2 separate regions of the Homo sapiens genome follow, and region 2 is linked to region 1. The links are chromatin contacts, found by Hi-C in ENCODE. All regions are on one chromosome and are shown on one strand. The core of a region is the stretch at or near the end of the contact, and the rest is flanking DNA. Distances in the headings are between cores, read along the strand shown.

Region 1 (4,635 bases), core at 900-3,399:
AAATGCAATCAATACAAAGTAATACTCCCATTTGCCTTTCAATTTACAATTCACAAACCACTTCCAGGGACATAACTCTACTTATTCCTCACCGCTGTCCCATAACAGAGGCTGAACTCCATTTCACCAGTGACGAAATTGGGACAGGACGTGGGGAGGCCACTCAGACCGCCTGGAGTCTCAGTTCATAAGTGGGAACGCCCGGACAGACAGACAGCTGCGTCTCCTGACTCCCGGGCCAGTGCTGTTTAGTCTATCTAGCTGAGGATTTTAAAACATTTACTTCCGCTTAACTCACTTTGTCCCCTATTATGGTCCGTGTGTGTGTCAGTCAGTCTTTATCTCTGGACCTGAATCAAAGCTACCCCTTCTCCCACCTCCTCCTGTTTCAGAGGGGAAAAAATTAAAGCCTAAATATTGAACACATGTGCTTCTCATCTGGGCAGCTTAGCAGGATGGGGGAAATCCTCATTGTTGTTGGTCCTGCCTCCCGATGTCTCAGTGTGCCCTTACACCTGGTGCCCCACTACTACCACAGTCTGAGCCCACCGCACTCAAAGTCAACCTTCCATGGCGTGCCTTCACTCCCATCTTCTTAGCTTCTCAGTGTCTCAGTGGCTCGCTTTACTGGCCTGTGAAAAATCAACTTGGGTTTCCATTTAGGATAGATTAGAAGGTGTGCAGGGAGAGACTAGTAGACACCTTTGCGTAAAGACCTGACATCTTCCGCCGTCTCTCCGACTGCACTGCTGTGGGCAGCCGTGACTCATGGTGAGGTCATGCATTCCCAGGCGAAGTTTATAGGTAACCAGGAGGCTGAGCGATTTGCAGGTGCTCTCCATGCTGATCATTCTAACTCTAACTCACCTCCACGTTGCACTGGCATCTTTTGAAGTAGAACTTCATGGGGTGAACAGGAAGACTACAACATTTTTATTATAGTTGGCTTCCTTTGCTGAATTAGCGTTTATACTTTCCCAGTAGAAATCCCCAAATTGAAAATATAGAGGTGTCAGCTAGCACCACTTTAGTTAAGGTTGTGTCAACATTTCCTATAAACCTTGTTTTTCTAGGGTTTATAACTAGACCATAAAAATTTGCTCAGCTCTGAAACTTGGCACAGTAAGTAAACCTGGGAGTGAATTTTGCAGAAATTGAGGAGGGAAAAATAAGTTCAGCTGTTTTTAACATGTGCCTCTGCTAAAATGGAAATGATTTTAAGATTCATTTTCTTTTTGTGTGACTCAAATGGAGATTCAGCTTAAAAAAATAGTGAACTCAAGCAATTATTTCATTGATACATGCTAATTGCACTTGTTAATTTTTAGAGAAAATGTTAATGATTGACATATTTGACTCAAAGCCATTGACTGTGCATCCACAGGTACCAGTTTTTGCAAAGCAGTTAGTTAGCTGTGCATAACAATGTGATTTGGCAAATAATCTGCCCACATTTTAGTGCCGTAAACTAATGCTTTGAAGGAATCCTTCTGATAAAAGGTTAACAGGCTGCTTCAAAATACTAAGTCACTCAGGATCACAACCCTCTGTTCATCTTGGTCTAATCTGCAGCTCACATTTAACAGACGATTCCCAAAAGCAGCTCCTGTGATGTTTGTATGAAAGAAATGCCCAATCTCTCTGACCGTCTACCTTTTCTGGAGGATGTGGTAGGTGCTGCACAGCCCAGCAGCTCACCTATTCCTTTTGTACCACTGGCAAGATATTGGGATGTTGGGTGCAATTAGTCAACATGGATGCTTGTAACGCCCTGGCCGGCGTTTGCCAGTCTCGGGCCATGAACTCCGGGATGATGGCAGGCACCAGTGACAGGAGCATTATGGAAGAGAAGAAAAAAGTGCTGGACTTGAATGGATTTTGCCAACAACCTTGGGCGAGTCAGTCCACCTATCTGGGGACAATGATACTCTGCTAACCTAATAGGGTTATTGAGAGAATCAACTGAAGTCATTATGCATATCAAAGCACTTTCTAAACTGTAAGGTGCCATCCAAATGAAAGGTGGTGGTACCTGGCTCAGCATCGGCTTTTCTTTGTAGACACCTACTGAGTGTTGTTAGTAAGGTCATGGTAGCAACGTGTACCCCTTCAGCTGACTCAAGGGGAAAGGCCCTGGGCTTCCCAGCACTTCAAGCCACAACCGTGTGACTCAACCCAGCTTTGTTTTTTCTAACTGCAGTTTCCTGCTTCCACTTCTCTGCTTACCTCTTGCTGGTCACTGACCACTTTTGGAATGAAGAATGTGCTGGACTCTTGGTGGCTCATTTCCCATGGACATGAACACAGCCCCAGAGGCCACCTTGGTTGTTTGATGTCACCGTTCTGCCCCTGCTCCCAGCTGTCCCCATCCTGCAACACATCAGGTCCTTTTGCTAGTTGCAGGGTTTCAGTTTTGGGTGCCTTTAGGTTTTCTCTGAGATTGTTTCCCGCTACACCCCAGGGCTTCTTTCCTTGTTTCCTTATGTTGCACATCTTGGGCATAAGTGAGCTGGATTTATTATGAGAAATTTTCTGGCAGGAATCTCTCTCTCTTTTTTTTTGACAGTCTTGCTCTGTCACCCAGGCTGGAGTGCAGTAGCACAATCTCAGCCATTGCAGCCTCCTCCTCCCAGGTTCAAGCGATTCTCCTGCCTTAGCCTCAGCCTCCCAAGTAGCTGGGATTACAGGCATGTGCCACCACGCCCGGCCAATTTTTGTATTTTTAGTAGAGATGGGGTTTCACCATGTTGGCCAGGCTGGTCTCAAACTCCTAACTTCAGGTGATCCGCCCACCTCGGCCTTTCAAAGTGTTGGGATTACAGGCGTGAGCCACTGTGCCTGGCCAGCAGGAATATCTCTGAAAAGCCATCAGTGCCGTCAGTCCTGAGCAGGCGTAGCTTCGTGGGCATGTGACCTATGCAGTCACACATGCCCTGGGCTCGGGAGGGCCCTGCACTTGGTTTAATGCCCTGCTTTTGTCATCTTAAAATTCGCAATCACTTTTAGACAAGGAGCGCCATATTTTCATTTTGCACTGGGCCCTACAGATTATGTAACTGGTTTGGCACCCTGTGCCCTGACTCTTCCTAGAGAGCCCCGAAGACCTTAACCTGGGGTATCCTAGGGTTCCTTGCTGAGTGCTAGGCCCATCTTGAGCAGGATGGGCAAGACTTGAGGTCACCTATCGTGGGCAGTGCAGGGGTTCAGCATGAGCCTTGCTACCCCCGAACCCTGGCTTATGTTTTCCCGCCAGTCCTGAAGCCCTCACTCCACCCCAACCCACCCCATCCCTGCAGCCTATAGGAGTGGCGTTCTGCCTCCGATTTGCTGAAACAACTCTCTGCTGGCTTAGCTGGAGCCAGACTCCCTGTCTACCATTTCCAGCCCCTCTCCCAGAAGCCCAGACACTGATGTGGGCATTTGTAGTTCCCATCAGGGTCTTGTTCCAACATGAATGGAACACTGGATATCTTGGAGCAGCCACAGTCTGGAACTGAGAACCGTCATTTCTGCATCCAGCCTGCTGGAACAAATACCTCCAAGTCAAACGTTTACTCAACCAGTGCTACCTGGCATGGGGGATGTTTCTGTAAGCAAGACAAAGATGTTTCTGTCCCTGGGGAATTCACATTCTAGTGGAAGAAGACAGACAATGAATATAATAAATGAGTAAATTTGGAAGTTAAAAAATGAATGACACTGTGAAAAAATAGGCAACAGGGTGATGGAGACCAGGAGGGCTGGGGGGCATTTTGCCTTAAGAAGAGGAAATATGGCCAGGCGTCATTGTGCTTACCTGTAATCCCAGCACTTTGGGAGGCCGTGCTCAGAAGTTCAAGACCAGCCTCGACAACATAGCAAGACCCCATCTCTACAAAAATTAAAAAAGTACCCAGGGGTGGTGGTGCATGTCTGTAGTCTCAGCTACACGGGAGGCTGAGGCGGGAGAATGGCTTGAGCCCAGGAGTGTGAGGCTGCAGTGAGCTATGATTGCACCACTGCACTCCAGCCTGGGTGATACAGCAAGACCCTGTCTCTTAAAAAAATAAATAAAAATAGAATACAGGGGGAAATATGATCCAAGATGTGAAGGAGTTGAGGACAAGAGACCTGTGTGTTTCCAGGGAAAAAGCATTCTTGACAGAGTGCAGCTAGTGCAGGGCCCTCATGGGAACGAGGCTGGCTGTGGAGGAGCAGGCAGGAGGCAGTAGTAGCAGCAGATGCAAGGAGGCAGCTGGAGATGGGGCCCCAGACACAGGCCGGGGGAAGGTGAAGCCTGCAGGGCCTGAGAGGGACTTGGGCTTTCATGGAGTGAGCCAGGAGCCATCAGATCTATCAGTTTGGAGAAAAGGAGTGACACCATCTGTTTAAAAGGATTCCTGTGGCTGACGTGTGCCCTGGAGAAGCACAAGGGTGGAAGCAGAACCATCAGAAAGCTGCTCAATAACCCGGAGAAAAAGGCTCATTCTTGTGGGGTTACGCCGGAGTTTCTGCTCTGCTTTGAAAGCAGTTATCCAGGCTGTTGACTGCCCCCTTGTCACACTTAGGCGGCCTCTGAGCTGGGTCTCCTCTGGCTCCCGGCCCTATCTCACCTCTTCCTACTTCTTTCTCCCAGCCTCACGGTGTGGATACCTC
Region 2 (4,635 bases), core at 1,200-3,699, 87 kb after region 1:
TGGATGGAATTTAGAAATCAGTATTATAAGTTAGTAAGGAGAGTCTTCTAAAAAGATACTTCTTGTACGTGAATCTACATACAGTATTTTTGTGAAGCATATTTGAATCTATTATAACTATTAAAATATACTGAACTTGGCCGGATGCCTCATGCCTGAAATCCCAGCACTTTGGGAGGCTGAGGTGGGCAGATGACTTGTGCCCAGGAATTTGAGATCAGCCTGGGCAACATGGTGAGACCCAGTCTCTACAAAAAATACAAACATTAGCCAGGCGCCGGGGCGTGCGCTTGTGGTCCCAGCTACTTGGGAAGTGGAGACAGGAGGAGGCAGAGGTTGCACTGAGCCAAGATCCTGCCACTGTACTCCAGCTTGGGTGACAGAGTGAGACCCTGTACCCCGACCCCCCAAAAAAAAGAAAGAAAAAAATATAGAGAGAGAGATAACTCAAAATCAATATCACAAATTGTGTTTGATCTTGCTATGCCACAAAGTACTACACCAAGATTTTCACTAATCAAAATTTTTAAATCTTATTTCAACTTTTTCTTTAAAAATATTTATTTTTTACATTTTATAATGTTCATAATATGTTAATATATAATATTTAACATAAAATAGTAGGTATTAAAGCCTGGTGACATAGGTAAATAAATATAGATGTTAGATAAGAAATATTTTAAAAGTAAATATATTAGAAACACATGCTCAAAAGTTTTTTCTGATGGGGCACGTGATATGTAGTCTTTTACAGCGAATAGACAATCAGAAACAGCAAAGAAAATGGGTTAGTTTAGTTCTTTATAAAATCTATCAGAGAAAATATACATAACATACCAACCCTAAAGTATGCATTGATCCTTTATTGCCAAGCAAGCCAAATTGGGAAGCTAATTACATAAACGTTTTTAGAACTGTTCAACAAAGTCGTCCATTTACCTTTGGTTAAAAGTCAAATTGTTGGAGCACAGCCCTAGAGACGCTGATTCAGCAAGATGAGTATAGACCCAAAAATCTGGATTTTTCACAGCACTGAAATAACTCCTCATTTTGAAGATGAGGAGAGTAAGATCTAGAGAGTTAACATGACTTGGCCAATGGTATGTGGGGAGTTCACCAACCAGAGCCAGGGCTAGAGCCACCCCAGCCCTGTTATTTCCCTGTGCAGCGCCCCCCTTTGGCACATCCTGCTCCTCAAATGAAACTCTGGTGCCTGCCTACTTAGATATTAGCAGATTGGAGGAAAGCAATCAAGGGGCTCCAATTTCAATGCTTCAGCTAGAAACCACTCGTCACTTGCAAAATTATCCTTTGAATTTTCTGGTGAGACTAATGGCCACAGCACTTTATAGAGCTAAAAACAAAAAGCTATTGTTAGGTTTGTTATTGTTGCCATGTTGCTAGGAGAGCCTCTGCGATGGAATGTGCCATTCAATACAAGCTTTGCTTCTCTGGTACAACCCTACCATGTTCAAGGGACATGGCCCAGGTGCAAGGGGAGTGAGACCATACATTGCAAGGCCAAGGCCAGAACAGCAAGAGAAAGGGGAGATTTCCTCTCGGGCTTTGTGGGAGAAGAATCAAAGACTAGCACACAAGTCCTGAAATAACAACAGAGTTCTTCAAATTTAAGAAATAAGCATACATGAAAATTCCAAATGTTATGCTGCTTTGCTTTTGTGGTCCCTAAACCTGCCCATTGCTCATTTGGTTATAGCAAACAGCAGTAAAATGGTCCTGAAATGTATAAGACTGTATTTTGTTGGAAGTAGGCCATGCCCTGGCCCCAAGTTTGATTCACTGTTCTTGGAAATACTCCAAGCATGGTGGTGGTATGAGAGTGGGATATTCACCCAAACACCTAGTTGATCAGATCAGCAAATACAGGCAAGGAGGGTGGCAGATGAACAGAACTGGATACACGTGTGTAAGACAAGTGACAATGTCCTCAATTATATGCTGGAATGAAAAGCACATGTCCACCTCTTCAAGCACCTGAATTCCAAATGCCATCACTTTCCTTTGTTATTTGCATCCTAGAAAATACACCTCCAAGGATAATGTGTGCATATATATACATATATTTCCAGGGTGAGAGAAAGCATGAAGAATAAAGGGAGAATTAACGTACCATTTAACATTTTTGAAATGTTTGAAAACTGCCACTGGGAAAATGGTATACCTCTTGCTTAAAAAATGACACATTTTATTTAAAAATATTCCGCATTTTTTATTTCAGGGGAAGGGGAGGTAAGGGCTGTTGTTTTGTAAAACCTCCCAAGGCTGAGCATGGCTGTCATTTCTGGAGTCTTTCTGCTGAGGCCATTTCTCCTGTGACCATGGGCTAAAGGGCACAGCCGCGTGCCCCCACAGCTGCTTCTGAATTCTGAGCACAGGCCAGAGGAGGGGAAGGGCCGGATGTTTGCAGAAGCAGAGCCGACCCTTGGGTAAAAATGGGAAAACAAAAAGTGGTCAGGATGGATTCCAGAGTAGTTGGAGTTATAGGGAAATCTTCACTGCCAATGTTCTCTAGATCCTCAGCACTACGCCCTGGCCAGCCCCGAAGTCGTGGAGCCCCCCTCCTGCCCTGGGCTGGCCACCTCTCTCACTGGATGAGTGATGTGCTCTGGCTCAAAGGCTGAGGGGGCAGGTGGAGGATGCCTGCCGCGGAACGTGGGTGCTCCCTCCATCAGAATCTTCTCACTGGGAGAGGATCTGCGGCCGTCACCTGCAGCCCCGGTCCTGGCAGAGCTTTTGGAGAAAATGGTAATGTTTGCCTGGTCACTGGGACCACAACTCAAGGGTGGAGGGTACTGGAACGGGATGGGCTGAGGGGTTCCAGGTTCCACTCAGCTGCCCAAGGGCTGGAGGGATCTATGGCCCTATCCCTAAGGGAGGAAAGAAAGCCTTTGCCCTCCATGAAAGGATTCAAGGGGTCTTAGGGCCTTCTTAGTGGCCCTGAGGTCATGATGCTAGTTTGTGCTGTGCTCTGTAGGCTGCCATTGTATTTTGCTATTGTGGGAAAACAGAGGCAGTGCAAGGACTGAGGAAGAAGAATGTAATTCTGTTGGGGGCTTGGAAATCCCCAGCAGGGGCCACCCATGGAAGAGGACACCCCAAGTGCCTGCCCTGGGCCAGGGGAGAAGAAAACGGAGTGCCCAAGGCCTCAGCTTCTCCACTAAGCACCTGTTCCCTCTGCAAGGGGAGAGGGCCACCAGCTGAACCAGTGTCACCTTGCTCAGATCCCAGAACTTGGGCTCCAGAAGCAGCAGTCAGAAGCTTCTGGAGCAGCTCATAGACCCCTGGCCCAGGCCTCCTGCACTCTCTGGTGGTCCTGTAGCAGCCTCCCACTGAAAATGTCCTCTCACTGCTTCTGCAGAATTATGCCACAAGGGAGAAGCAGCTGGCAATACATGTGATTGGATTTTTCTTTTGTTTTGTTATAATGAGAAAGTGAAGGAATACTCATGGGCCAATTTGTAGAGAGAGAGAGAGAGAGAGAGAACATATGAAACATGCCATAAGGAAGGTGGTCTCTCATTTCACTGCACATTGTTTGGCAAAGATGATGTCATTTCATTCACATGTCGAAAGTAATTGGTCCCTTACCAACCACCTATGAAATTAAGAGCATTTCACATAGATAGCTGGAAGATTCAGGGAGCATGGTTTTCATTTATGATTATTTTCAAAGTGAAATGTTTGCCAGACTAAACAACAAAGTTCTTTGCTTGTTTCAAGAGTCCTTTGAGTGTGAATCATGCCTTGATCGACTATGTTTTTTCATTTGTAGTCTTTACTGAGTCTCCGAACGATGGTGCACCTAATTAGTCATCACCAGCACATTATCACTGGAGATAGACAACCCAAATCCAAAGACTTCATGCAGAGTTTTCTGATGGAGTTCCTCAGACACTCTATTTTTCCAGTTCAGCTCACAGTCTTGGGCATCAGATGCTTTTTCCCACCCTCTAACTTTGTCCCCATCTTTTCTAACAAAAACACAATTACTTTTTGCTCTCAATTCAAGATTCCGGGACTAGTAAGATGATACCAGGGTTGGGTATCCACTGAACAGGAATAGCCAGAAAGATCCAGGAACTGAAATTGGGTTAGCAGATTAGAGCTTCGGTGACCCTGAGAAGTTGAGCCCCCAAACCATGGCTGTACCCTAGGAGAGGCAGAGCCAAGGGGTTTGGCATCAGCCAGATATTGCAAACCCGAGAAGGCAATACCCACAATCCAGGAGCTCAGAAATCAGAGATGCAGCTAGGTAACAAACACAGGTTGTGGGAGCCAGGAATAAGCCAGGGAGAGGATGGGGAAAGGCCCCATGGCTGTCACATGCCTCCCGCCAGGGCCAACTGGAATCCTACCTGTGGAGGCTGGGCCCATTGGGGACCCCAAGCAGCACCCACAGCCTGGAGTGTCAAAGTGGGTGGAAGCAGCAGGCACCTGACAGCAATTGCAAGGGAGCAACTATTCCATGTTTTTTGACGCATGCAGCAGTTCCGAGGTGATGCGCGTAAGCATTCTCAGCCTCATTGGGTTCTTCTGTACATCAACTGTAGTGATGCCTGCATTTCACAAAATGTGAAACTCAACGGTGGCTGTGTACAAACATGAAGAAGAAGG

What was found. Hi-C counts contacts between places; a loop is a spot of excess contacts on that map. Pooled maps may share reads with other maps.
Region 2: a pooled map shows a loop between it and region 1 (2.2-fold over the local background). The contact joins the promoter of LINC02664 here to the enhancer-like site in region 1. A Hi-C loop is called at or near these places in 1 of 50 pooled maps.

What each region holds. Positions count from the first base shown.
Region 1 is chr10:31,099,087-31,103,721 of GRCh38, forward strand. All of the region lies in intron 1 of LOC105376481 (a long non-coding RNA gene), which reads left to right. Among named protein-coding and RNA genes, the nearest start is that of ZNF438, 70 kb to the left of the region's middle. RefSeq lists an enhancer at 2,251-2,310. Within about 2 kb of position 2,150, at least 3 of the 41 ENCODE cell types and tissues checked have a DNase peak (open chromatin) inside an H3K27ac peak, as active enhancers do.
Region 2 is chr10:31,185,434-31,190,068 of GRCh38, forward strand. It overlaps LINC02664 (long intergenic non-protein coding RNA 2664), which reads left to right and starts at 2,450. Exons shown (of 3, transcript NR_134478.1): 1 at 2,450-2,766.